Linked DNA regions of Homo sapiens: region 2 is linked to region 1. Evidence: chromatin loops called from intact Hi-C (ENCODE). Cell type or tissue: MCF 10A. All regions are shown on one strand. Each heading gives the region's core, and the rest is flanking DNA. Links, peaks and the distances in the headings are about the cores only.

Evidence for each region. A loop is a pair of places that touch in the nucleus more often than their neighbours do. Peaks named below come from ENCODE experiments on the same cell type or tissue, not always from the same donor. Only the 100,000 strongest peaks of a DNase experiment are listed, where the experiment ranks them.
Region 2: it touches region 1 in a loop (2.9-fold over the local background); 2 of 110 quality-filtered maps call a loop at or near these places.

Annotation. Positions count from the first base shown.
Region 1 is chr5:18,196,262-18,212,210 of GRCh38, forward strand. No RefSeq gene overlaps it. Among named protein-coding and RNA genes, the nearest start is that of LINC02223, 400 kb to the left of the region's middle. In MCF 10A, for the core only: no CTCF peak of the experiment used is centred there; no DNase peak of the experiment used is centred there.
Region 2 is chr5:18,264,930-18,280,878 of GRCh38, forward strand. No RefSeq gene overlaps it. Among named protein-coding and RNA genes, the nearest start is that of LINC02223, 470 kb to the left of the region's middle. In MCF 10A, for the core only: no CTCF peak of the experiment used is centred there; a DNase peak (open chromatin) is centred at 6,232.

The sequences.
Region 1 (15,949 bases), core at 2,626-10,625:
TACATGTAAATAGCCTTATGATTTCGCTCAGAAATAACAAAGCACAGAGACCAAATTTGATGAGTTCCAGGGAAAAACAATTCAGTAAATCAAGATTTTAGATTTGGAAGTATAAAGAGTAATTGATGATATTTGAGTTGTCTTTTTCAAGTGAAGCTGTGTGCTTTTGGTTACATAATGGGTAGTCATGCTATGATAGAAAAAATATTTCTTTGAGAAGGAGAAATATGAAAAGGGGTATATGCATGAAGGAGAGTCAAAAGCTATCCTTCAAGTTGATCTTTGAGGAAATTTTAATCAGAATATATCCTGTGCCCAATTTCTATACTTGAGTATCATAACATTGTGTGAATTTTCATCAGCATAGGGCATTATTTCTTTTACAAGTGGTCAATTACTTTTTTTAGAAAAACAAAAGTTTACAATTTATGTCATAGGCAGAATATCACGAATTTAACAAATTAGTAATACAGACTTTCAAATACCTTTATAAATTAGTGCAAAGTAGAAAATTATTTTTTGTCCACTCTTGGACTCAAGACACATTCAGAAAAAATACACATTTATAAAAATAAAATGGCAAGGCTAATCCCACCAATTAATTGACAGTGTTATTATCTCACACTGGTTTATTTGAACACTTAATCCATAATAAGAATAGCTGAATGTATTTTTTCCTGTTCTACCTCCATGTTATATGAAGCAATTATTAAACTATTTAAGTTACTTTTTGCAAAACCAAAATAAAAAAGGTCCCAAAGCAAAACACACAAAAAAATTACTAACAAAATCCACAAAACAAAAACAATACAGCTAATTTAACTACTCATATAGGCCCTTCCTTCAATTCCTTGACATTTGGCATGTTAATATTATTTCTAAACCAGATACCAGGAAGCAACTATGTATGAGGAAGAAAACGAATATTTTAGGTATAATACATATTAAACATGTTTCAGATAATAGTAGCTAGAAAATTGATGTTGAAAAGTGGGGCATTGCTATAAAGATACCTGAAAATGTGGAAGCAGCTATGGAACTGGGTAATGGGTAGAGGTTGGAAGAGTTTAGAGGGCTCTGAAGAAGGAAGATGAGGAAAAGTTTGGAAGTTCTTAGAGACTGGTTAAATGATTGTGGCCAAAATGCTGAAAGAAATATGGGCAATGAACTCCAGTGTGATGAAGTCTCAGATGGAAATGAAAAAGTAACTGAGAACTGGAGTAAAGATCAGCCTTTTTACACCTTAGCAAAAACTTGGCTGCACTGTGTTCATGCCCTAGAGATTTGCAGAAGGTTGAACCTAAGAGTAATACCCTCAGGCATCTGGCAGAATAAATTTCTGAGCAGCAAAGCATTCAAGATGTGATGTTGCTGTTTCTAACAACCTATTATCAGATGTGGGAGCAAAGGAATGACTTAAAGTTGGAACTTACAATTAAAGGGAAGCAAAGCACAAAAATTTGGAACATTTACCACTTAGCCATGTGGTATAGAAGGAAAAAGCGTTTTCAGTAGATGAATTCAAGCAGGCTGTAGAGCAAACACTTGCTAGGGAAATTAGCATGAATAACAGGAATCCAAGTGCTAATAGCCAAGACAATGAGAAAAAGGCCTCAAAGGCATTTCAAAGTCTTTGAGGCAGCCCCTTCCATCACAGGCCCAGAGGCTTAGGAGGAAATAATGTTTTTCAGGGGCCAGGCCCAAGGCCCTGTTGTCTTTACAGCCTTGAGACACTGCTCCCCATATGTCTGCATCTCTAACTCCAGCCATGGCTCAAAGCTCCCCAACTATAGTTTGGCATGATGCTACAGAGGGCACAAACCATAAGCCTTTGTGGCTTCTACGTGGTGTAGTGTTAAGTCTGCAGGTGTGCAGAATGCAAGAGTGATGGAGGCTTAGCAGCCTACTCCTTGATTTCAGATGTACGGGAAAGTCTAAGTGCCCAGGCAAAAGCCTGCCACAGGTGCAGAGCCCCTACAGAGAGACGCAAAGAGGGCAGTGCCAATGATAAAGAGGGGATCGGAGCCCCCACACAGAGTTTCCACCAGGGCATTGACTAGTGGAGTTGTGGGAATCATGCTGCCACCCTCCTCCAGACCTAAGAATGGTAGAGCCACCAGCTGGTTGCACCTTGAACCTAGAAAAGCCACAGCCACTCAACTCTAACCTGTGAGAGCAGCCACAGGGACGGAGGTGCACCCTGCAAAGCCACCCTGCAAAGCCACAGGGACAGAGGTGCACAAGGCCTTGGGAGCCCACCCCTTGCACCAATGTGCCCTGGATGTTGGACATGGAGTCAAGGATTATTTTGGAGCTTGAAGGTTTAATGTCTGTCATGCAGTGTTTTGGACTTATGTGGGGCCTATTCTCCCTTTTTATATGCTGATTTCTCCCTTTTGAAATGGGAATGTTTATCCAATATCTGTACCACCATTGTATCTTAAGTAAATAACTAAAAAAAAATACAGGTTCATAGGTGGTAGGAACTTGTCTTGAGTCTCAGATGAGACTTTGAACTTTGGTCTTTTGAGTTAACGCAAGGAAGAGGTAAGACTTTGGGGAAATATGGATAAGGAATTGTTGTATTCTGAAAGGAAAATGAGTCTTCATGTCCCCAAATGACTAAAAGGGAAAAGTCAAGCTGGGAACTGCTTAGGACCAACCTGCCTCCCCTTCTATTCGAAGTCACCCCTCTGCTCACTGAGATCAATGTATATCTGATTGTCTCCTTTGGAGAGGCTAATCAGAAACTTAAAATAATTCAATCATTTGTCTCTTTTCTACCTATCACCTGGAAGCCCCCTCCCCACTTTGAGTCTTCCCACCTTTGCTTCGAGTTGTCCTGCCTTTCCAGACCAAACCAAAGTTCATCTTGCATATGGCGATTGATGTCTTATGTCTCCCTAGAATGTCTTAAACCAAACTGTGCTCTGACCACCTTGGGCACATGTCATCAGAATCTCAAGGCTGTGTCATGGGCATGCATTCTCAACCTTGGCAAAATAAATTTTATAAGTTAACTGAGACCTGTCTCAGATTTTTGGGGTTCACATTTTGGTAACTATGAAGGGATCCTGAGTGGAGATGTCCCTGACCTTTGACAAATCTCCTATCAGTGCTTGGTACCAGCATGAGTTAGCCATATGGCTCAAACCAATAGGACAATTTGCCAAGGTCTGAGAGCACCCACTCCAGAGAATCCATGAAATCCCAAAATTTGGTTGAGACCTAATGTTTACTTTGCTGTACAATTCCTCTTTTTTTTGGAGTTTTACTTGTTTCCAAAAGGAAGGCAAGATTTCCTGTTTCCATGAAGAAAGAAGACAGGTAACTCCATTATGGAGTTTGAGCTCACTTCCAACAGGGAAGATGAGTTTTTTTTTTTTTTCCTCCACTTCTAGGATGGTGGAGAGCTGTCTACAGCCTGAGTCCCATCCCTAGGTAAGAAACTGAATTAGGGTTAGTCTTGGCTAAAGTTGAGATTAACAACCAGCTGATCTTAATTTCCTCTTACCATTGTAGTGTTCAGTGATCATGTAAGTTATGCCACTGTTTGTTTTGCTTAACTGCTTTTTTGTTGTTGTTTGTTTCTGTTTTTGCTGTTTTCGTCTTTTTCCCATTGGGTTTGATTAACTCTATCCAATTTGATCAAATCCAAATAAAGGAAAAGAAAGTTCCAAATTATGAGGAGCAAGGCCTCTGAAGTGGCTAAATTCTCTCTCTCTCTCTCTCTCACACACACACACACACACACACACACACACACACAAACACACACACACAATAAAGGGTGGTAGGTGGTGTGCTAGGCGAAAAAGAAAAGAGGACATATTTTTTTATTTTGACTCCTAAAGGGGTTTTATTTATATAACAAGGCCACCTTTTTGCTAGCCAGACCAAACTGAAAGGAATGGCTGTCACCCCACACTGCAGTTCGATAGCTAAGGTTCTGCCTTCCCTCTGTTCCACCAAAACAGTCTGGCTTTGATTCCTCAATCAAGCCCTTTTTGGTTTGATACTTGGTACTTCTGAAATAGCAGCAATTTGTCCTAGCTGAAATATAGTAATGAGATTTTAAAAGACGTTTTTTAAAAAAAGGAGCTCAATGGTTAAAAGTCAGCTTAATTAAAAGCTAACATCCAAGATGTGTGTGTGTGTTTGTGTGTGTATCTGTGCATGTTTGTATTTAAAAGACCTTCATGTTTGTTTTTTTCTCTCCCAGGACCTTGTCTTCCTTTTGAGCAAAAGTTTGTTTTCTTCTCCGTTGACTGAATTCTGTTTTCTTCATTAATAACTATTGCAACAGAGGCTACTCTAGGGTTTTAAAAGAAGAGTGTAGTTTAGACACTTAGAAAAGCCTTTGTCAGAAAAAAAAAATTAAGTGCACTGTAAAAGCATCATGTGGTCTAACCTCAAAATAATTCTTCCTTTTTGGAGACCCAGGATTCAGTCTGGGTTCTGCCCAGAGCTCAGAGATCCAGATAAAAGATAGGTAGTCCTTATGTAAATAAAATTGATCTCCTTACACAATCCTATGATAAATTTCTATAATTTTATGTTTGATTTTGTATCCCTCTTTAATCTCCCTCTAGCACCACCAGACTTTTTTTCTCTGTACTTTATGATGTAAATTTTGCTATTTGATTTTCACCTGAGTTGTTTCTTTCAATATGCAAATTTAAGACTATTTAGCTGACAACTGCCTAGGGTTGTGAAACAGGTTTTCAATAATCTGATAGTCTAAGATGCAAAAAGAAAAGGTCTTTATGAATCTATAAGATGTACTTCTATCAGCATGCCTAAAACATCTATATATTTATGTGTTGTATACACAATGTTTCACTACTTAAAATATATATATAAGCATTAATTAATTGGCTTAAAGAAAAATATAAGTGCTTAAATCAAACACTTTATCAGAAAAAGGAAAGACTAGTCAAATGCTTTTTCAAGTTTATGTTGTGAAACAGGTTTTCAAGAATCTGATAGTCTAAGATGTGAAAAGAAAAGGTCTTTATGAATCTATAAGATGTACTTCTATCAGTATGCCTAAAACATCTATATATTTATGTGTTGTGTACACAATGTTTCACTACTTAAAATATATATAAGCATTAATTAATTGGCTTAAAGAAAAATATAAGTGCTTAAATCAAATACTTTATCAGAAAAAGGAAAGACTAGTCAAATGCTTTTTCAAGTTTATGTTACTTAAGTAAAATCTTTAATAAATAAGCAAGCTTTAAAATTATGGGTAAAATGATACTAGAAATGTCTTAAGAATTACCAGCATACATTTTTGTTTGCATTTATTAATCAAGTAATTTCATACGTATCCCTGCCAAATACTATAAGTTGTCAAAATTTGGCACAGGGGTTACAAAATTATAAACCCAGCCCAAGACAGAATGATCTTTGCTTGTGTAATCTTTAATAACATTGATATTGGTTTAATGAAAATAGCTACACCCTGAATTATTTAGTAAAATTACCGTAACTTCTAATCTTATGGGTTTAGGCAGTCTAGTCCACAGGCAGTAAAAAGGTTTGTTTTGGGAAAGAACTGTTATCATATTTGTTTCAAAGCTGAACTATAAGTTCCTTCCAAAGTACAAGAATAAACAAGGACAGTTTGGAGGTTAGAAGCAAGATGGAGTCATTTAGGTCATACCTTTTTCACTGTCTCAGTTAGAATTTTGCAATGGCAAGTTTCATAACTTTAAATCAGCCATAAACAGATGCTCTTGAATTCAGGTTTCTGGTATCATTGGAAATTAGATGAGAGAGCTGGTTGGTTAACAGGGCCTGGGACCTCCTTCCTTTCTCTCTTACTCCCTCTCTCACCATGTGACATACCCCTTCACTTTCCACCATGATTGGAAGCTTCTTGAAGTCTCATTAGAAAGCCAATGCTGGTGCCGTGCTTCTGATATAGCCTGCAGAGCTGTGAGCCAAATAAACCTCCTTTTAAATAAATTACCCACCTTCAAGTATTCCTTTATAGCACATTGTAAAACATACTAATGTACCACTTGAAATAACTGAGACACTATTGCAACAGCATCCTGTACTTCCAGCAGCTGTTCCAGCAATGATGCAATGCCACCACAATTATTAGACCAGTCTTTTGGCTACAGTTCCAGATATTGATTTACTGTGGATATCTGTCCTGTTATCAATCTGTCTCTTCTGGTGCCTACAGAACAATTTTCAAAGACACTCCTTTTACGCTTTGTTATGCTTTCAGATACATACATACATATACATACCCATACATATATGCATGCACTGAAATGTATACATATGTGTATATTATATGTAGATACCCACACTTTCAGAATCTAAACTTACATTTAAAATGTAATAGAAAAGGCCAAAAACTGTTACATTAGCACAAATTACACCAAGTAATTTGAAACACATTCACTCATCACGCTATTAAAGTTGGGCAATTAACTCTTCTGTGTTTTTGCCTGAAAACGTAATATGTTATATTATGAGGTCTTTGGAAGTCCTCCTGTATTCACTGCACTGTTTAATAAACAAAATTGAGTTTGAAGTGGTTTCCTATTAATTTTGATCCTTAAGTTAAATGGTATTTGTAAACAGAAACTCTTGATAAAAAGATTGTATTAGATTTAAAATTATTAAAAATTTCCAATTTAAATGATTACTTTCTATCTGAGTAGTTTATTTTTTTATAAACTGAATATTGAATTGATGGTAGTTAATGACATTCATTGAAGGGGAAGGACTCTTCACTGGCAATGTTGAGAAACTAACTTTATTAACATACATTTGGAAAATTTTCCAGATATTAGAATACATTATTCATCTAAGACTCTAAAAGATGTGTTTTATTCATGCTGCTATTGCTATGAATTCAAAACCCAATTAATATGCGTCATCTGCTGTATTACAAAAGGCAAGCAACATATATATCATTTTTATTTATGTGTAACTTAAAGTAAGATGTTAAAGAGTGCTATGTTCTATTGCGGAGAAGCAGTGGCATGAAATGAGGAAAATATATGTGAATGCTGTCCATTTATGTTTAAAGATAAGCTATACTTTGGTAGATATGTCTAAAATAATGTGTTTTCTAAGTAGAGTAACTAGATAAGGAATTAGGTTGATAATTTCCATTTCAAAAGCAGGCTGCCTTGAGCTAGGCTAAATGATTGATTTCAAAGCAAAATAGAAAAGCCGAATATGACTTGTCTTTTGGCATCAGAAAAGACCAACATATCAGGGATAAGTATGTGTTTAAATAAACTTTCTTGAGTTGTCTTTATATTCACTAAAATACAATAAATAGAGGCTGAGGCCTTCACTTTGGTGTGCCTAGTGGTGTAATTAAATTCTGTAGCTGGGCTATAGGTTGTTTTAAATATTGTAAAAGCTGGTAGGTTGGGTAATTATTAATAATTTAAGCACTTTGATCCTCAGTTTCTTCATCTGTAAAGAAAGAAAATTTAGAACACACTGTCTACATTATTTTGGCTTTGATATGAGGCAATGGATCAAGATTGTGAAAATTTTAAAAAGACTTATTTTCATTTAAATTTCTTTTTTTTATGCCATGATACTTTTGCTTTGTCCTATTTTCATTTATTTATTTAATTTATTTTTTAATTATACTTCAAGTTCTGGGATACATGTGCAGAACGTGCAGGATTGTTACATAGGTATAAACATGCCATGGTGGTTTGCTGCACCCATCAACCTGTCATCTACATTAGGGATTTCTCCTAATGCTATCCCTCCCTTAGCCTCCCCAACCCCCAATAGGAACAGTGTGTGATGTTTGCCTCCCTGTGTCCATGTGTTCTCATTGTTCAACTCCCACTTATGAGTGAGAACATGCAGTGTTTGGTTTTTCTGTTCTTGTGTTAGTTTGCTGAGAATGATGGTTTCCAGCTTCATCCATGTCCCTGCAAAGTACATGAACTCATCCTTTCTTTTTTTTTTTTTTTTTTTTTTTTTTTTTTTTTTTTTTGAGACGGAGTCTCGCTCTGTCGCCCAGGCCGGACTGCGGACTGCAGTGGCGCAATCTCGGCTCACTGCAAGCTCCGCTTCCCGGGTTCACGCCATTCTCCTGCCTCAGCCTCCCGAGTAGCTGGGACTACAGGCACCCGCCACCGCGCCCAGCTAATTTTTTGTATTTTTAGTAGAGACGGGGTTTCACCTTGTTAGCCAGGATGGTCTCGATCTCCTGACCTCATGATCCACCCGCCTCGGCCTCCCAAAGTGCTGGGATTACAGGCGTGAGCCACCGCGCCTGGCCTGAACTCATCCTTTCTTATATGGCTGCCTAATATTCCATGGTGTACATGTGCCACATTTTCTTTATCCAGTCTATCATTCATGGGGATTTGGGTGAGTTCCAAGTCTTTGCTATTGTGAACAGCACTGCAATAAACATATGTGTGCATGTGTCTTTATAGTAGAATGATTTATAAACTTTTGGGTGTATACCAAATCCCAGTAATGGGATTGCTGGGTCACATGGTATTTTTGTTCTAAATCCTTGCGGAATTGCCACACTGTCTTCCACAATGGTTGAAGTAATTTATACTCCCACCAACAGTGTAAAAGCATTCCTATTTCTCCACATCCTCTCCAGCATCTGTTATTTCCTGACTTTTTAATGATCGCCATTCTAACTGGTGTGAGATGGTTTCTCACTGTGGTTTTGATTTGCATTTCTCTAATGAACACTGATGATGAGCTTTTTCGCATATATTTGTTGGCCACGTAAATGTCTTCTTTTGAGAAGTGTCTGTTCACATTCTTCATCCCCTTTTTGATGGGGTTGTTTGTTTATTTCTTGTAAATTTGTTTAAGTGCTTTGTAGATTCTGGATATTAGCCCTTTGTCAGATGTATATATTGCAAAAATTTTCTCCCATTCTGTAGGTTGCCTGTTCACTCTGATGATAGTTTCTTTTGCTGTGCAGAAGCTCTTTAGTTTAATTAGATCCCATTTGTCAATTCTGACTTTCGTTGCCATTGCTTTTGGTGTTTTAGTCATGAACTCTTTTCCCTTGCCTATGTCCTGAATGGTATTGCCTAGGATTTCTTCTAGGGTTTTTATGGTGTTAGGTCTTACATTTAAGTCTTTAATCCATCTTGAGTTAATTAATGTATAAGGTGTAAAGAAAGGTTCCAGTTTCAGTTTTTTGCATATGGCAAGCCAGTTTTCCCAACACCATTCGGGAATCTTTTCCCCATTGCTTGCGTGTGTCAGGTTTGTCAAAGATCAGATGGTTGTAGGTGTGTGGCATTATTTCTGAGGCCTCCGTTCTGTTCCATTGGTCTATATATCCGTTTTGGTACCAATACCATGCTGTTTTGGTTACTGTAGCCTTGTAGTATAGTTCAAAGTCAGGTAGTGTAATGCCTCCAGCGTTGTTCTTTTTGCTTAGGATTGTCTTGGCTATACAGGCTCTTTTTTGGTTCCCTGTGAAATTCAAAGTAGTTTTTTCTAATTCTGTGAAGAAAATCAATGGTAGCTTGATGCGGATAGCATTGAATCTATAAATTACTTTGGGCAGTATGGCCATTTTTATGATATTTTCATCTAAATTTCTATATTTAGATTAATATTATTCAACTGCAAATTCAAAATAAAAAGATACTAAGATACAGAAGCACTCAGGAAGTACATTATCCAGGCATCAACTTTTCTAAAAATCTAATTGAGGAAGTGATTTCATACACATTATGAAAATGCAAAAGTGAACCACAAATAAAGTTTGATAAACTGAGATATCTTTGAATGATGGTAAGTCTAAGTCAAGCTTCATAATGTGGAGACTTGTAAATTTTACATAAAATTATTTAAAAATAGGAAATGTATTTTGAGAAAAATAACATTATGGAATTAAAATTCTATATAATTTTATCAGAACTTTGGGGAATTGAAGATTAGGAAATAATTATCTTAATCTATGTTTTCATGTTCCTTTGTCTTGTTTTCTTCAGAAACTTTTACTATCAATTTTTATTCCCAACACCTACATAGCCATATTTTATACTATATTTGGAGCTATTCATTGGCCCTTGGATATCCTCAAATTTATGTTAAAAGCAAAAATAAAGCCAACTGAAAAAAATGCTTTTTTCATTTACATGTACTCCTCAGCTACTTTTTAAAAATTTCACTCTTTTTCACAAACTTTTTAGAGAAATAACTCTATTCACTCTCTCTAAGATACTATAGAAAACTGGAAATTATGTTAACAGATAACCTACAAGAGAAAAAAACAAATATAAATAGCTAATATAAATACAAAATATTTCAAATCTCATTAGATCTCAGGAAAAGTACATCAAAGATATATACATAACTTTTTTATAACTAATCTTTTAAATCAATTTTTATTTTTTATTTTTATTTATTTTTTATTTTTGAGATGGAGTTTTGCTCTTGTTGCCCAGGCTGGAGTGCAATGGTGTGATCTTGGCTCACTGCAACCTCCGTCTCCTGGGTTCAAGTGATTCTCCTGCCTCAGCCACCCGAGTAGTTGGGATTACAGGCACCCACCACCACACCTGGCTAATATTTGTATTTTTAGTAGAAACAAGGTTTCACCATGTTGGCCAGGCTTGTCTCAAACTCCTGACCTCATGATTCACCCACCTCAGCCTCCCAAAGTGCTGGGATTACAGGTGTGAGCCACTGCACCTGGCCGTAAATCAATTTTTTTAAATTATGGTCTTAATCAGGCTGAATGAGCGACCATGTAGCTGCTCTTTTCTATCTGGTCAGCTGTCCCTGATCTTTCTTGGGATGGACAGGCTCTGGCTCAAATATGTTTCACTTTAATAGTGCCTTACCTAACTAAGAAGCAGTCGGTACATAGTTGACATATTTTTAATGGGCTACCTAAAACATATATTTTTGTGCCAATCTGTATCTAGGGTACTAAGGGCTAATATGTCATAATTTAACTAATTTCATTGCTTTTGCCTACCAAAAATAGCTCTTTACCAACCAAAAATGTATGGATCCTCATAATGTAACTAACATTATTGGTTTTGCCTACCCAAAATAATTCTTTACCAACCCAGAATGCATGGATCCTTGGAGACTTATTGTCTTGTCTCTATTGTCATATTCTAGAGTATATCATCTACAGTGTGTCAAGCTCTATGGACAGTTTCTGTATCAATCAGAACTCTTGATTTTTACATATATACAACTCAAACTTAGCACAAAAGAAAATTATCTTGGAAGATTGTAGTGCTATTCACTGAAAGGAATAGCTAAAGTACTCAACCGTAAGAAAGATGAGGAAAAAAGCAGCTCCAGAAACAATTGCAGACATTGCTAACAGTGACTTGAGCTTGGCCAGGACCCTCCATCACTCAGCTTTTCCTCTCTTTGATATTGGCCTTATTCTCTTCAGTAGAAAGTTGTTTTGCATACAATGTTATCAGTGCCACATAAATATTAGAACAGGCAATCCATGGTTTCCCTAGCCTCAAGGACATAGGTACAGATGAGAAGATTTATACAGTGCTCTTGGTACTTCTGAACCCTGCAGAAACACTGACCAGATGACTTGGATGAGATTGAAGGAGGTTTGACCAAGCTGGTAAGGTCACCGAACTCAAGAATCTCTGCTCAGTCCAGAAAATCTGAGAAGTAACTCAACAGCTTCCTCTTCTATAGCTGGTTCTTGTTCATACTCAGTTTTACAGGGTTCATTGTATTAATACATGACAAAATTAACACTCACAAATATTAATACATGCAATGTGTGCTGTCCTGGGAGGGTCAGAATCAAGTTATCCTATTTATGGGATATCTTCCTATACCAACTACTACAATATCAAATCTACTTTCTGCAAAGTACCAGAACAATAGCTGATAGGAGATAGGAGTTCGTTTATTTCCAACTTTGCCTTCTGGAAAATAGCCTTCTCTCATGTGAAAAATTCCAGAAAAACATGCTGAAGGACTGACTTGGTTTGCATCCCTGCTCCTAGACAAATCACTCTTTCCAGATTTCTCCTCTTTCCAGAGGTGAAAGAGTCATGTATGACGATATAATAACAACTCCCTATAAGACCATAAGTAAAATGGGTAATGGGGAAGGGATAATTTTCTAAAAATAAGAGAACAGATTTTCCATGAGAAAGAATGGAGTCTAGGCAGAAAAAAGAAAAAAAAAACAACAAAACCCCCCGCCCCAAAAAAACAACTACAGGAGATAGACTGAAAATACACAAAAAAGCTCAAAACACATAGAAAAGCATGACAACATAATTGCTGTGGACAGAAATTTCACTTGCACTGGAAAAAAAAAAAATTCAAGTTATATAATTACATCTTTATTTAGGGTCATTTAAATTCATTACATTTTTCTATGGCTATCTTTTCTAATGAACTGATTTCATTATTTCTTCTCCTTAAGTAATTGTATTCAAACACAACATTCATAAAGCTATTATTTATTACTAAAGGAGAATTTAACATATCCTATTGTTTAGTCCACCTGGGTAGGTGAGTATTCACAAGATGTGCTTATATTCACTTCTCTGTGCATCACAGGTAAAAAGAGTTTTCGACTGATCAGTTAAGCATGAGTTGGTTATCTCAATGCTTTTCTATATGTACATGAATATTTACAGTTAAGAGAAAAAAATGACTTCAAAAGCTTTGATTGTACTATTTGCATTGAATGTTACACTCACTTAAAAATCAAGAATCGTGATAATTTTATTTAGAAATCATTCTTGGGCACTTTCACAAAAACTTACATTATACCCTTTAATCTTCATAATCATCAGTCATTATTTTAGAAAAATACCTTTTAATCTTCATAGTCATCAGTCATTATTTTAGAAAAAAAACACATATGAACTAACAGAACCAAATTCTAGAAATAAAACATTTTTAAAGGTGTTTGATACAGTTTTGAAATACGAATGGCATAGAGAGAGCTGCTATTTTTGATATTTGTAGCTACTTAATTTTTTTTCTCAAGCAAGCTGTAAAGGCCTCTTGCATAAGCTGAAGGTAGCAGAGATAATAAAATTCATTAAAGTACCATTTTCTCTCTTTAGAAACCATTAGTTTCTGAGGCACTAATGACAAGTTGGCATTGCTCATAGATTTGAGGTTTACAGTTACTCAATTCCTACTAAGCTGATAAAGGCTAGGAGAAAATACATAAAAATAAATGCATAGAAGTATGAATAATTTTATTTTGGTTATTTAAAAATGTTTATGTTAAATGTGCTTATCCATTGACCTAAATTTTTAACCTATTTCTTTTGGTATCTATGAACAAATAAGTGGGAAACCATTTAGAGGCAACTAAAGTCATTTGAACCTATAGTCTTCACTTTATATTTCAGGAGCAGACAAGGCCAGTTCTCTTCATCTCTTTTTTTTCTCCCTTTCTTCAGAAGAAGAGTTAAAGGGAGATGATAAGAATGGCCAAAAATACACTCCAGCCTGGGTGACAAAGCAAGACTCTGTCTCAAAAAAAAAAAAAAAAAAAAAAAAAAGGCCAAAAATAGGCTGAGTGCGGTGGCTCACACCTGTAATCCCAGCACTTTGGGAGGCTGAGGTGGGTGGATCACCTGAGGTCGGGAGTTCGAAACCAGCCTGACCAACATGGAGAAACCCCCATCTCTACTAAAAATACAAAATTAGCCCAGCGTGGTGGCACTTGCCTGTAATCCCAGCTACTCAGGAGGCTGAGGCAGGAGAATCACTTGAACCCAAGAGGCAGAGGTTGCAGTGAGCCGAGATCACACCATTGCACTCCAGCCTGGGCAACAAGAGTGAAACTCTGTCAAAAAAAAAAATTGGCCAATAATAAAAGATGGTTATTGGTTTTCTGGAGGCAGAGATATAAATCAAAATTAATTGGAATTTATCAGGAAATTCTTTCGAGACAAATATATGATGAATCCATTTTGATGTATAGTTTGACCAAATATCCTAAGTCATGATTTCAAGTGATGAAAAAGTTCCTGCCAGTGTTGATTACATAAAAGTGGACAAGGAAGAAAGAAACCTTTGTGTTTGTGTGGGTAAGGAAGTAAACAGTTCAGGAATAAAAATCAGAGATGGATGTAAATGTTTCTGAAAAGGAAATAAACTTACAGGGTGTTCAGATGCTATAATATTGCTAGAACTTGGGCCAACTGTAGGAACAGTTTAGCAGGTTTCCAGCAAGTTGGGTTTGACCCTCTTCCACATGATGTGTTGGTTCAGGAAGAAACTTTCCTTCTTGTCTTCAGTACTGAGACAATATCTGGAATAGTTCTGAATAGTAATATTTATTCCTCTAAATTGAAATCATAAATTTATTTATTTTTCTTTTCTCTATGCTGTGAGCTGCTTAAATCCAGAAAGGATTTAATTTCTTTATTTCAAAGGTATGGTAGGTGCCCCTCTACCTCTTTTGTTTCTTTTGTCCAGGGGAAGAGTAAGGCTGGCAGATCATTGTGAGAATTAATAAGTTGAGGCCTATAAAGAGTTTCGAAGAGGGCCTGTATCATTGACTCAATAAATATGAACAACTATTACCACCTAGCAAATAATTGCTCATTCCACAGCATGTACTTTTTACTTTTATAATAGACAAACGACTACCAAAATAGATTTTTTTTTGCTCCAAAATTAGTTGTGGGCAGTGACAGTTCACTAATGAAGCTGTGTTATTTACATCAAACAAACAGAATAAGAAAATTGTTTGTTGCCCACTTTTAATTCCAACTTTTTATTGTATGCCTGTGAGAAAATGATATTTACACAGAAATTTAAAAGTTTCATAAATATTTACCTATACAATCATATACTGTACATAATTGGTTAATCATGTTTCAAATGTTACAAAAGCATTCTTGTGATTAGAAATCTTACTTGCAAGATTAGCATGTCTTCTCTTGCTTATGTACTCCACAGTAATCTTCTAATATTATCTTCTGACTGTTTAGGGGCCACATAATCATTTCTATTTGTTAAAGTTATTAATCTGCCTTATCAATTATTTCTGTATACGTAATGTAATCCATACTCAGATAGAGGAAAGTATGTAATTACAAGCTTTTCTGTTATCTCCATGTTTTTTGTGTTAGTAATACCAATGCCCAATAAACTGGTGAAAGACATTTTTTCCCTAAATCATCTCAAAAAATTCATGAATACTTTAACTTAATTTATTCAGTTTTCCACATTTTTTGTTGTTAAGCATGAATTATTTGCTAAATAATCTAAATGAATTCCTATGATGTGAAATCCACCAAGATTAGTAACTTCATATAAATGGACATATAATGCACAATCATGAATTAATTAATTATAAGGACTTTAAAGGAGGGAGGAAATGAGAGTGTAGGCAAATGAAGCACGAATGTATAAAATGTTAACGTGAAAAGTCACCAAGCCAAAAATTAAATAAGTAAATAAATAAATAATGAAATGGCACAGGACAAAAATGGAGTGTTGTAGGCTCAATGTCCCATCAATTCCTAAAGACTGGGCTTTCTGAGTCTCTTTTACTGGGAGAGAAAGGAGTTCAAATAATGTAAGTTCATAAGGAATTACAAAAATTACCATTTGGAAGGTATCCTAGGCATTTTTTACCTGAAAAACTTTTTATGGTAACTTATTTAATAGCTATGGATTTGTTGCAAGAACTTTCTCCAGGTAAGTGAATGAAGTTCAAGATATGTGACTTACTGAAGATTACACGTCTTTAAAGGTTGTAGAGGTGGCATACCAATATTTTGGAAGAAATACCTGAGCATGTTCTGCCCCATTCTTCGTATTTAAAATAAGTGAAAATTCCAGAAGGAATGCATATTTTCTGCACCTAATGACCTACAATTCATTGGCTCTCAGAGGTAAAGTCTTAGTGAGCCCATTCCTCTTATAGGTCTACATTTTCCTAAGTTTTGTGTGATTAACAGAGCTGTCATTT
Region 2 (15,949 bases), core at 2,648-10,647, 69 kb after region 1:
TGCTAACAAATAATTGTAGAAATCAAAGATTCTTTATACTTTAAGAACAACAACCGTAATAACTGAGTGAAACACTGAATATCAAAATTGATGTGGTAGAAGTATTAATAATTGATATGGTTTGCCGGTGTCCCCACTCAAATCCCATCTTGAATTGTAGTTCCCATAATCCCCATGTGTCATGGGAGGGACCCAGTGGGAGGTAATTGAATCCTAATGGCAGTTAGCCCCATGCAGTCTCATGATAGTAAGTGAATTCTCACAAGCTCTGATGGTTTTATAAGGGGCTTTTCCCCCTTCACTTGGCACTTCTCTCTCCTGCTACCATGTGAAGAAGGACATGTTTGCTCCCCTTCTACCATGATTGTAAGTTTCCTGAGGCCTCCATAGCCATGTGGAACTGTGAGTCAATTAAACCTCTTTCCTTAATAAATTACACAGTTTTGGGCAGTTCTTTATAGCAGTGCGAGAATGAATTAATACAATCATCATGAAGATGGATTGAGTAATTTGCCTAGAAGTCAGTAAAAAAGTAATTAAAGCAAATAAACCCCAAAAGAAAAACACACATAAGAAAAAAAGAAAGAGAAAAGCTAGATGAGGTATACAGAAGCTGCAGTATTTGTTGAATATTAATTCTAGAAAGGGGGAACAAAGAGAGAGGAGAGAAAGCAATAATCAACTAACTAAATGAAAATTCTCCGAGGTAAAAATGAGTCATTTTTCTCGATTACAAATGCTCACATAATCTCTTCCAAGAGGCTTTTCTTTTCCCAGACAGATTTTTGGTGCCTGGAGAATTTGGGATGGGTTATCTGGTTTTACCCTAAGGAATCTGCTCTTCCACTTGTGTTGAAACTCAGACCAGAATGGGAGCAGAGGCTACAGAGACAACCTTGTTACTCCCTATATTAGTCCATTCTCACACTGCTATAAAGAACTGCCTGAACTGGCTTATTTGTAAAGGAAAGAGGCTTAATTGACTCACAGTTCAGCATGGCTGGGGAGTCCTCAGGAAACTTACAGTCATGGCAGAAGGCTAAGGGAAAGCAAGGCACATTCTTCACAAGGCGGCAAGCAGAAAAAGTGCTGATCAAAGGGGAAAAATCCACTTATAAAACCATCAGATCTCATAAGAACTCACTCACTATCACAAGAATAGTATGGAAAAACCAACCCCATGATTCAATTACCTCCACCTGATCTCTCCCTTGACACATGGGGATTATGAGAATTACAATTCAACATGAGACTTGGGTGCGGACACAAAACCTAATCATTCACTCCTGTATGCTGCTCACTCTCAGGCCGGAGGTACTTTGAGGCTTTTCCATCTCTGAGGAAAAGCTTCTCCCTCCTATGCAGTCTTCTGTTGTGTCTGCATTCATCTGAACAGCGGTTGGTCACTCAATGCTACCGTAACCATTTTCCCCTGCCTGCTGCTGTCTTCTCCCATTCTGGGTATGCTTATGCATTTATTCCCTCCTATCCTTCTACTATATTCATTCAGTTGCCTTTCTAGAAAGAGGAAAATGTCAAAGTGTGAAGTATCATCCTTATATGACTTGGGAATGCTTGATTGTGACTTTGTGACACAGCACAATTCAATCTTAGGAATGGAAGGCAAAGAATCAGAGGCCACTGTATCTGCTTTTTAACAATTCAGCAGTTATAAGATACATAATTTTGGAAAATATAAACTTTGAGAAAAATTTTCTCAACTGTATCTGAGAAAAATCATGAAATAAAACATGAAAAATGATAACTCTGACAATTGCTTTTACAAACAGTCCAGTTACAGAAATGGATAGAAATTATATAGAAATTAAGGAAAAGTTTTGCAGTATATTATATTATAGTGTACTATAGTCACAGGAAATATATTAAACGCTATGAATTTTGTTACTATTTGATTTTTGAGGATTTAATACAGTTTTATCTCTATTTTTCCAAAAGCATAAAGCTAATTTAACATCAAAAAATGCATATGTGATCAAATATAAAATATATTTGAAAATTTACCTTGGTTTTATAAGACCTTGAATGGCCTGATGTAATTAATAAAATATTGAGCTATTAATAAAACAGTTGAATAACAGACCAAAAATTCTAAAAACAACTGAGTTATAATATTTATAAACTGCCCACATCTAATTGTATAATTATCTAACTAGTATTTTAATCTTTTCCCAGTAATATAATAATTTTTTTTTTTAGATGGAGTCTCGCTCTGCCGCCAGGCTGGAGTGCAGTGGTGTGATCTGGGCTCACTGCAACCTCCGCCTCCCAGGTTCAAGCAATTCTCCTGCCTCATCCTCCCGAGTAGCTGGGACTACAGGCATGTGCCACCATGCCCAGCTAATTTTTGTATTTTTAGTAGAGACAGGGTTTCACCATGTTGGCCAGTACGGTCTTGATCTGTTGACCTCGTGATCTGCCCACCTTGGCCAAATGCTTTGATGAGCTTAACAAAGGAACCATACTAAGGTGAAATGTGCATGAGATACAAAATTAGAGAAATTTGCGCTGAAATCCCATTACAGTATTTACCATCAATGCAACCTTTAGTGTAATATTTATCTTTTCCAAAACCTTACTTTTCCTGTCTATAAATGGGAATTGAGTCTGAGCTGGAACGAGGACTTTCTTTAATCAATAGAAATAAGTAGAAGGGATGCCACACCAATTCAGCTCAAGTGTTGAGAGGTCCTGGCAGTTCCTATACACATTTATAGTGTCTGGTTTTCCACTTGTAACATTGTTTGTTTTTCTCTCGCCCACAAGTCTCAGGTCTAAGGCCTTTGATAAGATCAATAAACCTCCTTTTTATCAGTCATGTCCTGATCTTTATGGGAAGCACTCTATGCCTCGTCAAGGATTTATCTCTCTGATGTCTCATGTCATAGTCTGGAATATAAATTCCTGTTTCTTGAAACACACAAACCATTAGGTCTGTGTTACCCATATTTCCTTTCAGTTATCAGGAAACAACAACAACAAAAAAACCCTTCAATCTCTGCCTGTATCTCTGTCTTCTGCTTTATGAGACTATTAACCCTAAAGAACATATATTCCTCCTCCTTCCACACCCCCCAACTTAGGGGGTTCAAACCATATATTAATTTGTATCTTTTCTGACTCATGTCACTATGATTCAGGGTGTCCCCAGCTGTGATACAGAAAGCCTACTGCCTGCTCATGTAAGTCCATGCCCCTAAGATGGATACCATTAAACCCTACTCTCAAAAGCACAGGAACAGAAAGCTGACGAAAAGAGGAGGAATTGCTCTGGCTAAACACATTTTCCATAAGAGGTGGCTTTTCAAAAATTTAAAAGTATTTTTTCAATGAAATTGCTGTTGAGTGTGACAAAACATTTAAGGAAGCCCTTTGACAGAAATGCCTCTACTTTAAGTGAATGAAACATTTCTAGTCAAACTCTGAGATGCATGGAAAAGCCAAATAAAGGTGGCACATTTTTCATTTACATACTTCTCTACTGATTTGCATTTATGATGTGCAATGATAGAGCCTGCCTTTCCTTCTGCACAATTATATCTTACAAGAGTGCTCTCCCTTGTTTGTGTTTTCCCCTTTAAACTGTATCCCTAACTATGACTTAGCCCTCTACAGAAGGCACACTCTCTGGGAACAATCTTGGTGCAATTTGTACAGCTTCACATATGTAGAGATTCTGTTCTTTTGACTCTATTTCAATATTCTGTTTCCATCTCAAAACAATATCATCTTTACATGAATTTTGATTACCTCTACCTCCAAAGTATTTCTTCTTTTATTTTTTCCTCTCTCTTAATTAAGAACTTTACAACTAAGAGGGAATATAGAAACCATCCAAGCTTTATTTTGAAAATATTGAAGGGTAGAAAGATTAAATGACTTGCCCAAAGTAACCCAGCTAATTAGTAGAAATTAGACTAGAGCCCAGTTCTGGTGTTGACAGCATCCTTTAACTATTAAGTAGTGCTTTATGAATTATTTCTAATTCACTGAGGGTAAAGAGGTGATCACAAACCTGTTTATCCTAAAGCAGCTTAAATTTGTGGCCAGTTTAGAAAGAAGATGCACATAAAAATATGCTGGTATGGTTTGGCTCTGTGTCCCCACCCAAATCTCATCTTGAATTGTACTCCCATAATTCCCATGTGTTGTGGGAGGGTCCTGGTGGGAGATAATTTGAATCATGGGGGTGGTTTCCCCCATACTGCTCTTGTGGTAGTGATTAAGTCTCATGAGATCTGATGGTTTTATCAGGGGTTTCCACTTTTGCATCTTCCTCATTTTCTCTTGCTGGCACCATGTAAGAAGTGCCTTTTGCCTCCCACCCATGATTCTGAGGCCTCCCCAGCCACATGGAACTACAAATCCAAATAAACCTCTTTTTCTTCCCAGTCTCGGTTATGTCTTTTTCAGCAGTGTGAAAATGGACTAATACGTATGGTAAGAACCTAAGAACAATTTTCTCACAGAACATACTTATTCAATCTAGTTAGCTGCTCATGGTGTCATGTGACTGTAGTCCCAGCAACTTAGGAGGCTGATTGAGGAGGCTCACTTTGGTCCCGGAATTCAAAGCTACAGTGAGCTATGATGGTGCCACTGCACTCCAGCTTGGGCAACAGAGTGAGACCTTGTCTCAAAAACAAGAAAACAAACAACTACACTAATTGTAGTCTTCTTGCTAAACTACCAAGTTAAAATACTATGTGTAACTGTACCTGCTAAATAGATCTCCTTGAGAGCTGGGCAGAGAGGATTCTTGGGACAGTGATTCTTTGTAAACCTCTTGCATTTATTGTCTCCTACTCTCTGGCAATCTCTACTTACTTTCTACGAGTGTCAGTAATTGACAACTATTAGTACATAGCTGGTAGCAATTCTAATCTCTATCAACAAACATCACAACTATTGAGTATAAAATGTCCAGGTACATTTTTTTTTTAAGATAGAGTCTTGCTTTGTCACCAGGCTGGAGTGCAGTGGTGCAATCTTGGCTAAATGCAAACTCCACCTCCCGGGTTCAAGTGATTCTCCTGCCTCGGTCTCCCAAGTAGCTGGGATTACAGGCACATGCCACCACACCCAGCTAATTTTTGTATTTTTGGTAGAGACAGGGTTTCACCATGTTGGCCAGGGTGGTCTCGATCTCCTGACCTCGTGATCTGCCCGCCTCGGCCTTCCACAGATACACCACTCTTAATTCACTCTTCCCTCTTACAGTGGAAACTTGCTGCTGCTCCTCTGGGAGAATTCCATTGCTTCTCAGTGGGGTGTCAGATCCCTTGCCTTCAAGACTCTTCTACTTGGCATGGATTAATTCCATTTTGGGAAATTGGCATGATTTATCTGTAAGATAGAATCATGAGGCAGTAGTTTTTAGAGATTTTCTTATTCTCAAGATAAACATATTCATTCATTCATTCAACATATAGTTGCTGAGTACATATTGTCATAGCCCAGGAAAAATGCTGGGGGAAAAATATTGAGCAAGAATGACCATGTTCCTGATTTTATGGAGCTTTTAATATCTCACAGAGATAAATGTTTTTAAGAGTGTAGTGTGTACTATAATAGGGAAAGTGAAAAATTCTAATAGAGAATAGAACAGTGGCAATTAACCTAGTTTTAGAAAGGTCTACCTAGAAGGCGTAGCATCTATGCCAAGACTTGAGATGAGGAAGCTGGCCAGCAGGACTGGCTATATAATTTGTGGGGCCTGGTGAAAAGTGAAAATGTGGAGTCCCTTGTTAAAAAATTCTTGTGGATTTGAAGAAAGCAGCAGCAGAACATTAAATCAAGTTTTGGGGCCATTCTGTGCCTGGGGCTACATATGATTCACAGGTCTCATGCTCATGAAACCGGTCCCGTTACCCAGAGAAGAGAAGGACTAAGAACACAATCACAACAGATAGGAATAGCGTGTGTGCAACCCTGGTGGTCACAGTGTATACTGGATGTGCAGAGCTTCAAAAAGCCCTGCAGGATTGGTGACAAGAGTACAATAGATGAGACAGTGTAAGTACCTTGATGTCTTCCCTCCATAAACCTCAGTAAAATTGCAGAACATGTTCCAGGTACTGTTTTAAGTGTTTTCTGTGAACACGATTATGTGATTCTCACCATGACCTTATAAGTCATACTCTATCATTGCTCTCATTTTACAGATGAAAATCTTGAAGCAGGCAAGTTGAATCATGTTGCCAAATTCACATTAGAGACCACAAAGTAGTGACTGGCTTTGAGCCAAAGCAGTCTAGTTTCTGAGTCTAGCTGTACTCAGTAAACTCTACTGCCTCTCTGCTATCATACTCCATATAAACTCTAGAAACCAATTTTAGTTCATACATCTACTAACTTTTCTTTATCTACATGCACACTTCACAGGTTCTTTCAATGCTCTTTTTTCTCCTATAGGCTCAAATTATCTACTGAATTCTGATACCTGTCTTGTAGGACTTCTCTTTCTTTTTACAATGAAACTCTGCCCTCCCCTGCCCCTTCTGAGGGTGGCTGCTCCATATGAAGACTCCCCTTGCACTGCTCAGGGATGCTCTATCTCAACCCTTTTGTGTAGCCCTTGGGTTTGGCCTACTTCTGCCAGGCCTCAGGGAAAACCTATGGGAAAGAGTTGGCGGGTGGGCACCTCACTTTGTGGCTGGGCTGCCTCAGAATTCTGATCTGTCACATCAGTCATTCATCGTTCTGTAAACATTTGGCAAGTTTCTCCTTATCCCTTTCTGAGACAGACTGCCCTTTTTCCATTCTTCATGGGATGACAGCAGTGGCAGCAAGTGTCTCCTTGAAGTGTCCTTCATTTTTTGGAGTTGACTTCATGTAGGTTTCTGTTGAGTTTAAGAAATGTTGTGCAGCTTATCTGGATTGTTTTTGATGTTATAGTAAAATTAATGGCCTCCAACTTTCTACATATGAAGCACTAGAGAAATGCTACATATTTATATCCTGAAGAAATGTTTATGCACACTTTACGTTAAAAAAAAGTTTAGTGAACACACCTTTCTTGTGCTCATTAAAGTTCATAGAGGCAGCACACGTCGAGAAAACTAATCATTGAATTTGGCGTTTTAACCTAGATTTACATCTTACCTATGTTGTTTGCAAGCTGCACAATCAATGAATCAATCTTTATAAATTTTATTTCCTTTATATGTGGAAAGTCTTTATGAACGTTTATGTCATAGAGATGTTATAACGATGTACATAAATAAAATTGGCTTAGCCCATATCTGCTACAATTAAATACCATAAACTGGATAGCTTATAAACAATGTAATTTATTTCTCACAGTTGTGGAGGCTGGGAGGCTCATGATCAAGGCACCAGCAGATTTATTGTCTCCTGAGGGCCTGCTGTGTGGTTTATAGATTGTGGCTTCTCACTGAATCCCCATGTGGTGGAAGGAGCTACTAGCTTTCTATGTTGTCTTTTATAAAAACACTAATGCCAATCATAAGAGCTCTACTCTTATGATCTAATCTCCTACCAAAGTTTCCACTTTCTAATAGCATAACTTTGAGGTTAAGATTTCAATATTTGAACTTTGTGGGGAGCTAAATCTTCAGTTCATTGCCGAAGTTATTTCACATGCAGCAGCTTTCAATTAACTTAAGTTCCCTTCTCTCATCTCCTTTTCCTAACTCCTTTACTAATAGGAATTCTAGGTATTAAGGAAGCAAGTGAAGAGAGAATTTCCAGTGAGTAGTGAGGGCTAGAAGATAGAGATGGTTTTAAGAACTCCACAAATATATTCGATAAGCATCTACTTTCTGGTTGATGGTAGAGCTTCCCAATCAATGTGCTCTGAATGGTTTATACCACTGGCTACATTGGCAATATTTGATACATTCTAGCTTTTAGATGGTTAGATGAGAGCTGGAGGAGCTCGAGTCCACAGGACTGGTCACTTCCAGCTATGGGGACCCCATCCAGGGATTCTCAAAGGAGCATCTAAGTAGAAACCAACCTAATGGTACTTCCTGTACATGTTATCAAGAACCTGCTGCTGTTTAGCCATATACAGAGCCTTGCCAAGTTGTGCACTACCAGCTGGCCATCTCTACAGCCAGCTGCAGAATGTATGGTTGCCAATTAGGTGTAAGGAACTCATGGAGCTATTGGAAGATATTGTATTCCAGGTGTCCAGGGATTAAGGTACACAACTCAAGGTAGAGCCAGTCAGAAGGAAATTTGGGAAAATCTACTGGCCATTCTGGGATGTCTTAGTTCATTTAGGATGATACAACAGTGTGCCATAGACTGGGTGGATCATCAACAACAGAATTTCATTTCTCACAGTTTTGGAGGCTGGAAAGTCCAAATCAATGCACTGGCAGATTTGGTGTCTGGTGAGGAGGACCTGTTTTCTGATTCATGGATGACCATCTTCACCCTGAGTCTTCACATGGTGAAAGTACGAGACAACTCTCTGGGGTCTCTTTTATAAAGACACTAATTGTTATAATGAAGGGTTCACTCTCATTACCTAATGACCTCCTAAAAGCCCCACCTCCTAATATCATCACATTGGGGATTGGAGTTTTAATGTATGAATTTGGAGGGAATACAAATATCCAGTCTATAGCGTGGAGGTACAGCTCCAAACAAAATCCTGGAATTGATGACAGACACTTCTCTCCAATGAAAGCAGATGGAGCCTTTCAGTGAAATCTAGCAGACTGCAAGGTAACTGTACTAATAGTGCTCACCTAGCCCATTAATGAGTCATTATTGGGCTAGTCATTATAATAATCAGTCATTATTTTAAGGTAACTATTTCAAATATTTTTGATTTAAAATTAATGACTATTATGAAAATTTTCAATACTCTTTGTGCCAGTAAAAGAAAATGGGGAGATGCTGAGTTCATTAAATGTAATTTCAGCTATTGTTAATTTTGAAAGAGTAAAAGATAGATTTTAAAAATGTTATTACCTATTTATGCAGAATAATTTCTTTTTGATGCCATCCAGAAATTGAAGAAATCACTATTTCTAGTCAGTCTTGCCTCGGAATTGTATATACCGGCTGCAAATGTAACGCTTTGAACAAAAGTTATGTTCATAGATTCAGGTTCACATTTCTGTCAAGATTTTGATGAGGCTTTATTTGGATATTTTATACTAATAAAACATTAATATCTTTTCTAATCTTTTACATTTGATTTTTCCTTATAAAGAAAAAATAATTTTTAAACTAAGCTCCATATATATCCTTGTTTTACCTGAAAGATCATAGAAAATGTTTCTTTTCTATGTGCGTGATTTATTGAAAGACTTTGAAAACCACTAATCGCAGTATAAGATTTGCCCTGTAGGCTTAAGTCTAAATACCATATTACCCAAGAGAAAATAACAGTATTTAGACTTGGACTTACATGGAAATAATGAATTTGATATTATGTTTTAAAAGGGCACTTCTGTAAAACACAAGATTATGGAAACCTTTTTTTTTTTTTTTTTAAGCCTTAGAAAATCTCCAGCAAAAATTGTGTGCCTACACCTTAAGGGTTCTCAACGCCAATTCAGGAAACTTTGATTGTAAGTACATTTTCTATATCTTCTAATAAAATCAGTCTTGCTACCACATCTGTTCATCTTATCCATCTTGGTACAAAACATCCATGAATCCTCTCCATACGACAGAACTTCAACTAGTTGATGATATCTATCAAGGTCTCCTCGTTCTTGTTTCCTCATAAGCAAGCAACCCTAGTTTTCTCAAGCATGCCTAATCTATTATTTCAAGTTCCTTCACCATCATTCATGAGCCCATTGGGCAATGACAGGAGTCACTGGGGACAGAAGCTGAATGGTGGACATAAAGCGAGTCATCCTATCCATTTGATTATTAAAATCCTCCTCTGCTTATGTCATCCTTTGGTGAGCATTCATGTGAAACACAAATATCTTCACGGTTTTCGACCACTCATAGAAATCCATCCACATACCTCTTCTCCAAATTTTCTTGTCACCAATTTTTCAATCATGTTCCTACCAAGTCCTTGGCCATTGTAAGGACCTGGTAGGAGCAAGCCTACCAAGATCCTACCAAGTCCTTGACCATGACAAACCATTGTACCATCCATGAAACAGTATATAATCGCAAATCTGGCCATTTTTTTTCCAAGCAAAAGGCACAACCAGGTGCACTGCTCTAAGTTCTGCCCATTGGGAAGATTTCCCTTCGCCACTGTCCCTCAGGGATGTCTAGAAAGGGGCTGTAGTGCTGCAACTGTCCATTTTTGGGTGGTGCCTGCATATCATGCAGAACCATCTGTAAACGAGGCCCCAGTCTTCTCTTCCTCCATCAACTGATTATAAGGAATTATATATGAGGTCACATGTGCAGGATGGGAGAGAGAAGTCAGGGTGGCAGGAGTGGGGACCATGGGCATTTGAGCCACTCTTCATGTAACTTATTTGTGGCTTCAGGACCTGCTTGATCCCGATAATTTATGTACCACTTCCATTTGATGATGGAATGCTGTTGTATATGTCCAACTTTATGGGTAGATGAGTCAGAAAGCACCCAGCTGATGGTAGGTAGTTCAGGTCACTTGGTAACTTGGTGACCCGTAGTTAAACACTTAGTTTCTACCAAGATCCTGTAATGGGCCAAGATCCTGTAATGTCTCTCTTAAGGAGAGTAGTTATCTGCAGAAGATGATAGAGCCTTAGTCCAAAATCCTAGGAATCTCTGCCATGATTCACCTAAAGAAGTACGGCAGTGGGCTCATACTCATGGAATTCACTGGTCTTACCATGTTCCCCAACATCCTGTAACAGCTGGATTGATAGAATAACGAAATGGCCTTTTATAGTCACAATTACAATGCCAATGAGGTGACAATACTTTGCAGGGCTAGGGTAAAATTCTCCAGAAGCTTGTGTATGCTCTGAATTAGAGTTCAATATATGGTACTCTTTCTCCCATAGCCAGGGTACATGGATCCAATAATCAAGGGTGGAAGTGGACGTGGCACCACTCGCCATCACCCCTAGTGACCCACTAGCAACATTTTTGCTTTCTGTTCACACAACATTATGTTCTGCTGGCCTAGAAGTCTTAGTTCTAGAGGGAGGAATGCTGCCACCAGAAGACACAGCAATAATTTCATCAAACTGAAAGTTAAGATTGTCACCTGGCCACTTTGAGCTCCTTCTGCCTCTAAGTAAACAGGCTAAGAAAGGAGTGACAGTGCTAGATGGGGTGATTGACTCAAACTATCAAGATGAAATCAGACTACTACTCCATTATGAAGTAGTATGTATGGAATACATACATGCTAAGGAAGAGTATGTGTGGGATACAGGAGACCCCTTAGGACATCTCTTAGTATTACCATGCCCTGTGATTAAGGTCAGTGGAAACTACAACAACCCAAATCAGGCAGGACTACAAATGGCCCAGACCCTTCAGGAGTGAAGGTTCAGGTCACTCCACCATGTAAAAAAATCACAACCTGCTGAGGTGCTTGCTGAAGGCAATGGAAATACAGAATGGGTAGTAAAAAAAGGTAATTATCAATACCAGCTACGACCACATGACCAGCTGCAGAAACGAGGACTGTAATTGTCATGAGTATTTCCTCCTCATTTTGTTAAGAATACGTTTGTGCATGTATATACTTGTACTAAGAAAATATATTCATTTTATTTCTTTTCGTCTTCCTTTATCATGTGATATAAGATTTATTTTCATATCAGCATTTAAGTGTTGTTAACTTTATATAATAGCATTTAGGTTAAGAATTAGTGTGCTTCTGGTTGTACAAAGGATAGCTGTATTATGTTAGGCATAATTATGACCTTATTATTGTCTTTATTTGGAGATTAAGTATAATTTCAAGAGATGTGTATGGGTTCAAGTAGATGAGGAGTGGACTTGTGATGGCTAATATTAAGTGTCAACTTGATTGGATTGAAGGATGCCTAGACAGCTTGCATTGTTTCTGGTTGTGTCTGTGAGGGTATTGCCAGATGAGATTAACATTTGAGTCAGTAGACTGGTGGAGGAAAGCCCTCTCTCAATCAGCTGCCAGCTGGGCTAGAACAAAGCTGGTGGAAGAAGGTGGGATGAGCTGGCTTGCTGAATTTTCTGGCTTTCATCTTTCTCCCATGATGGGTGCTTCCATCCGTTACTCTTGCCCTGTGACATTAGACTCCAAGTTCTTTGGCCTTTGGACTATTAGACTTACACCGGTGGTTGCCAGGGCCCACAACCTGAAGGCTGCACTGTCAGCTTCCCTGCTTTTGAAGCTTTTGGACACAGACTGAGGCACTACTGGCTTTCTTCCTCAGCTTGCAGACAGACTATCATGGCACTTCGCCTTGCGATCGTGTGAGCCAATTCTTTTCAATAAACTCCCTTTCATGTATATATACATCTTATTAGTTCTGTCCCTCTGGAGAACTCTAATACAATAATTTGATCATTGTTGATATTTACTTATTCATTCAGCATTAATTATATGCATTATATCTTTTAAATTCAGCACCAGGCCAACAGGATACAAATATGACTCCGCTCAAAAAGTTCACTATCTAATGACAGACAAAAACTGCTCTTCCGTTCCAGTTATTATCTAATGATGTATAACAAACCAGCTGCAATGTAATACCTTAAAGTAAAAATAATAATTTTAATCTGTATTAGTTGTTAATGCTGCTGTAACAAATAACCACAAACCTAGAGGCTTAAATAATACAAATTTACAATCTGTCTTACAATTCTGTAGAAGTCTGACATTTGTCTCATTGAGCTAATATTAAGACATTAGAAAGGCTGCATTCCTTTCTGGAGGCTCTGGACAGAATCCATTTCCTCGCCCTTTCCAGCTCCTAGAGGTCACTATATTCCTTGGTTAGTGGCCCCTTTTCCCATTTTCTAAGTAAGCAACACTGTGTCTTTCTTGGGTGGTCACATCTTTATTTGCCTACTTCCCTTTTCCACTTGTAAGGGCCTTTGCGACTACATTGGACTCACTCAGATAATCCATATAATCTTCCCATGTTAAGGGGAGCTGGAATCTTAATTCTATCTGCAGCCTTCATTTCCATTTGCTCTGTAACCTAACATAGCCATAGCTTCCAGGAATGAGGATGTAGATACCTTTGGAGGAGACACTATTCTGCCTACTCTATTAGCTCTCACAGTTTGCTTCTCTTCTATCAGACATCAATTTGGTAGAAGCTTGGCTGAGCAGATTTGGCTTAGTGCCTCTTGTGAAACTGCAGTCAGAAAATGGTTTAGCGTGGAATCATCTTGTAAGATTTTCCATCACATATCTGGCCTGGGAGGGCTTGAATAGCTGGGGATAACCCAGCTGAACCTCCCTGGACCTCCCTAAATCTTCTTTATCTCTATGGAGGCTTCCCAGGTGGTCTCTCCAGCGGAAAGACTTCAAGGTAGTGTTTCTTCTTATGTGTCAGTTTAACATTCCCAAAGCACATATCCAGAGAGAGAGAGAAAAAAAAAAAAAGAGAGAGAGATGGAAGACATATTATGATGTAGCCTCTGAAGTTATAAAGCATCACTTGAACTCTTGGTCAAGGTATTTACAAAGATTCACTTAGTTTCAGTGGGAAGCAACATAGATCCTATTCCTTGATGGGGGAGAGAGCATTTCATATTGTAAAGAGAGCATGTGGGCCGGGATATATACGTGTAATACCACCTTCAGATGTGTAACTGAAACATCTGTGAAAGAAACATTAATTGTGCTCTATACAAAATTATTTGGCTGTCACGTAATCTAGCACACCTTTGCTCTTTTTGTAATATTCCATATACTGTGACCTGAACAGAATAGAAAAAACCATTGACTCTTAGATAGATTTTATTCATAATTGGATACACAATGGCTTCTCTTTTCTTTTTTTTTGAAATGGAGTCTTGCTCTGTAGCCCAGGCTGGAATGCAGTGGCATGATCTTGGCTCACTGCAACCTCCATCTCCCAGGTTCAAGCGATTCTCCTGCCTCAGCCTCCCAAGTATCTGGCACTACAGGCGCCCACCACCACAGCCGGCTGATTTTTGTATTTTTGGTAGAGATAGGGTTTTACCATATTGGCTTCTCTTTTTCTAGCCACCTCACTACTATGAGTTTAATATTTAAGGAAATGCAGAAGGCAGTTCGTCATGTACTAGGCCATCCCATACCATCTCTAGTCCTACACATAAGCAATTGATTTTTAGAATAAAGATTATTACTTAAATCTTATTTTCGGTTAATTAAATTTTTATTCATTTATCCAGATCCTGAAGTTCTATTTATAATCATTTTTATCTGTAAAAAAAATCACATATAACTTAAATATGATAAATATTTTTATATCTTCTTTTATTAAAATATTGAGGAAGAAAAAGTCAAGATTATAGCCTGAGACAAAATCCTAGAAGCAACCCCTCTCCAGGTTATTTCACTGTTTTCATTGATCAAACAGTTAAACATTAAACTAGGAATGACCAATCCACCCAATTCACCTTAAAAGCAACACATATTTCTCATTATTGGCTAGAATATCATGAAAGACCATTTAAAACACCTTTCTGTTGCCTCTGCATACTGTGCTTACAAAATGTTTCTTGTATTAGTAAAACAGAAATCATGTAAAATATGAAAACATTTGATTTTTTTTAACTGAACTTCGGTGTGTCTAATGAAAACTACCTAGTTATGTTTTTCAGCAGAAAGCCAATGGGCCATATATACAATTGTTCTTCCTGATATTTCAGTTCACTTTAACTTTATTATTTGTAAAATCCACTGTTTTTTTCCTGTATGAGTGAGAAATAACACTTTCCTAATACAGGCCTCCAGGGCATTTCCCACCCTCAAACATTGCTCAAAAGAAGTCTGAAAATCCCCCTTTACTTCAGCGTATAATGTAATTTATTTATAGAATTAAAATTAGATTACATGTTAATAGTCATAGTTTCTTTTACAAGTTCACCAGTTTTTCTTATATTTATTCTGCAAATATTTATGATTACTCCATTTTCCATTACTAATAAATGCTCTCTTGGGCATCTTATCAGCTGTGCTTGAATGGGAAAGCCATGGGCTAGAAAAAGCCCACATTTTTCCCTCATTAGCAGTTTCTCTCTCTCTCTCTCTCATTCTTTCTGCCCTCTCTCTCTCTGCATGTGTGTGTGCTTGTGTACATGGGTGTATGTATGTGTTTAATGAATGAGTTTCTAATTTTTATTTAATTAAAAAAATTTTTTTACAGACAAGGTCTCACTCTGTCACCCAGACCGGCATACAGTGGCACAATCATAACTCACTGCAACTTTGAAATCCTAGACTTAAGCCCATCCTCCCACCCTGGCCTCCTGAGTAGCTGGGGCAGCAGGTATGCCCCATGATGCCCAGTTGATTTTTGTTTTTGTCTTTTTTTCACAGAAATGAGGTCTTGCTATGTTGCCTAGGCTGGTCTCAAACACCTGGCTTCAAAAGATTCCCCTGCCTTGGCCTCCTTAAGTGCTATGATTACAGACATGAGCCACCATGTCTGTCCCATTATTTCTTAATTACCTTTAGTGTGTGTGAAGAATGCTCCTAGGTACTGGGAACATGGTCATGAGCAGACAGACAGTATTTTTGCTCCAGAAAGGGCTTACTTTCTAAAAGGAAATGGGATAAAGATATAATAAACAAAATATTCTTGAAAGAGAATATGTTATTTGAGTAAAAGAGGTAAGTAAATGTGCAGAAGCATGATGGAAGGTGTGATGGGAACCGGGATGGGATGCATTTGCATGGTCAGGGAAGAACTCATTAAAGCGGTGGTAGGAGAACAGAACATAAAAAAGTTGTCATCTGTGGTCTCTGACCCAACTACGCTGCTTCCTCTTCTTCTGTGCCCTGATTCTGTCTACCTGTGATGAGATGAGGTGCTGCAGAACTCCA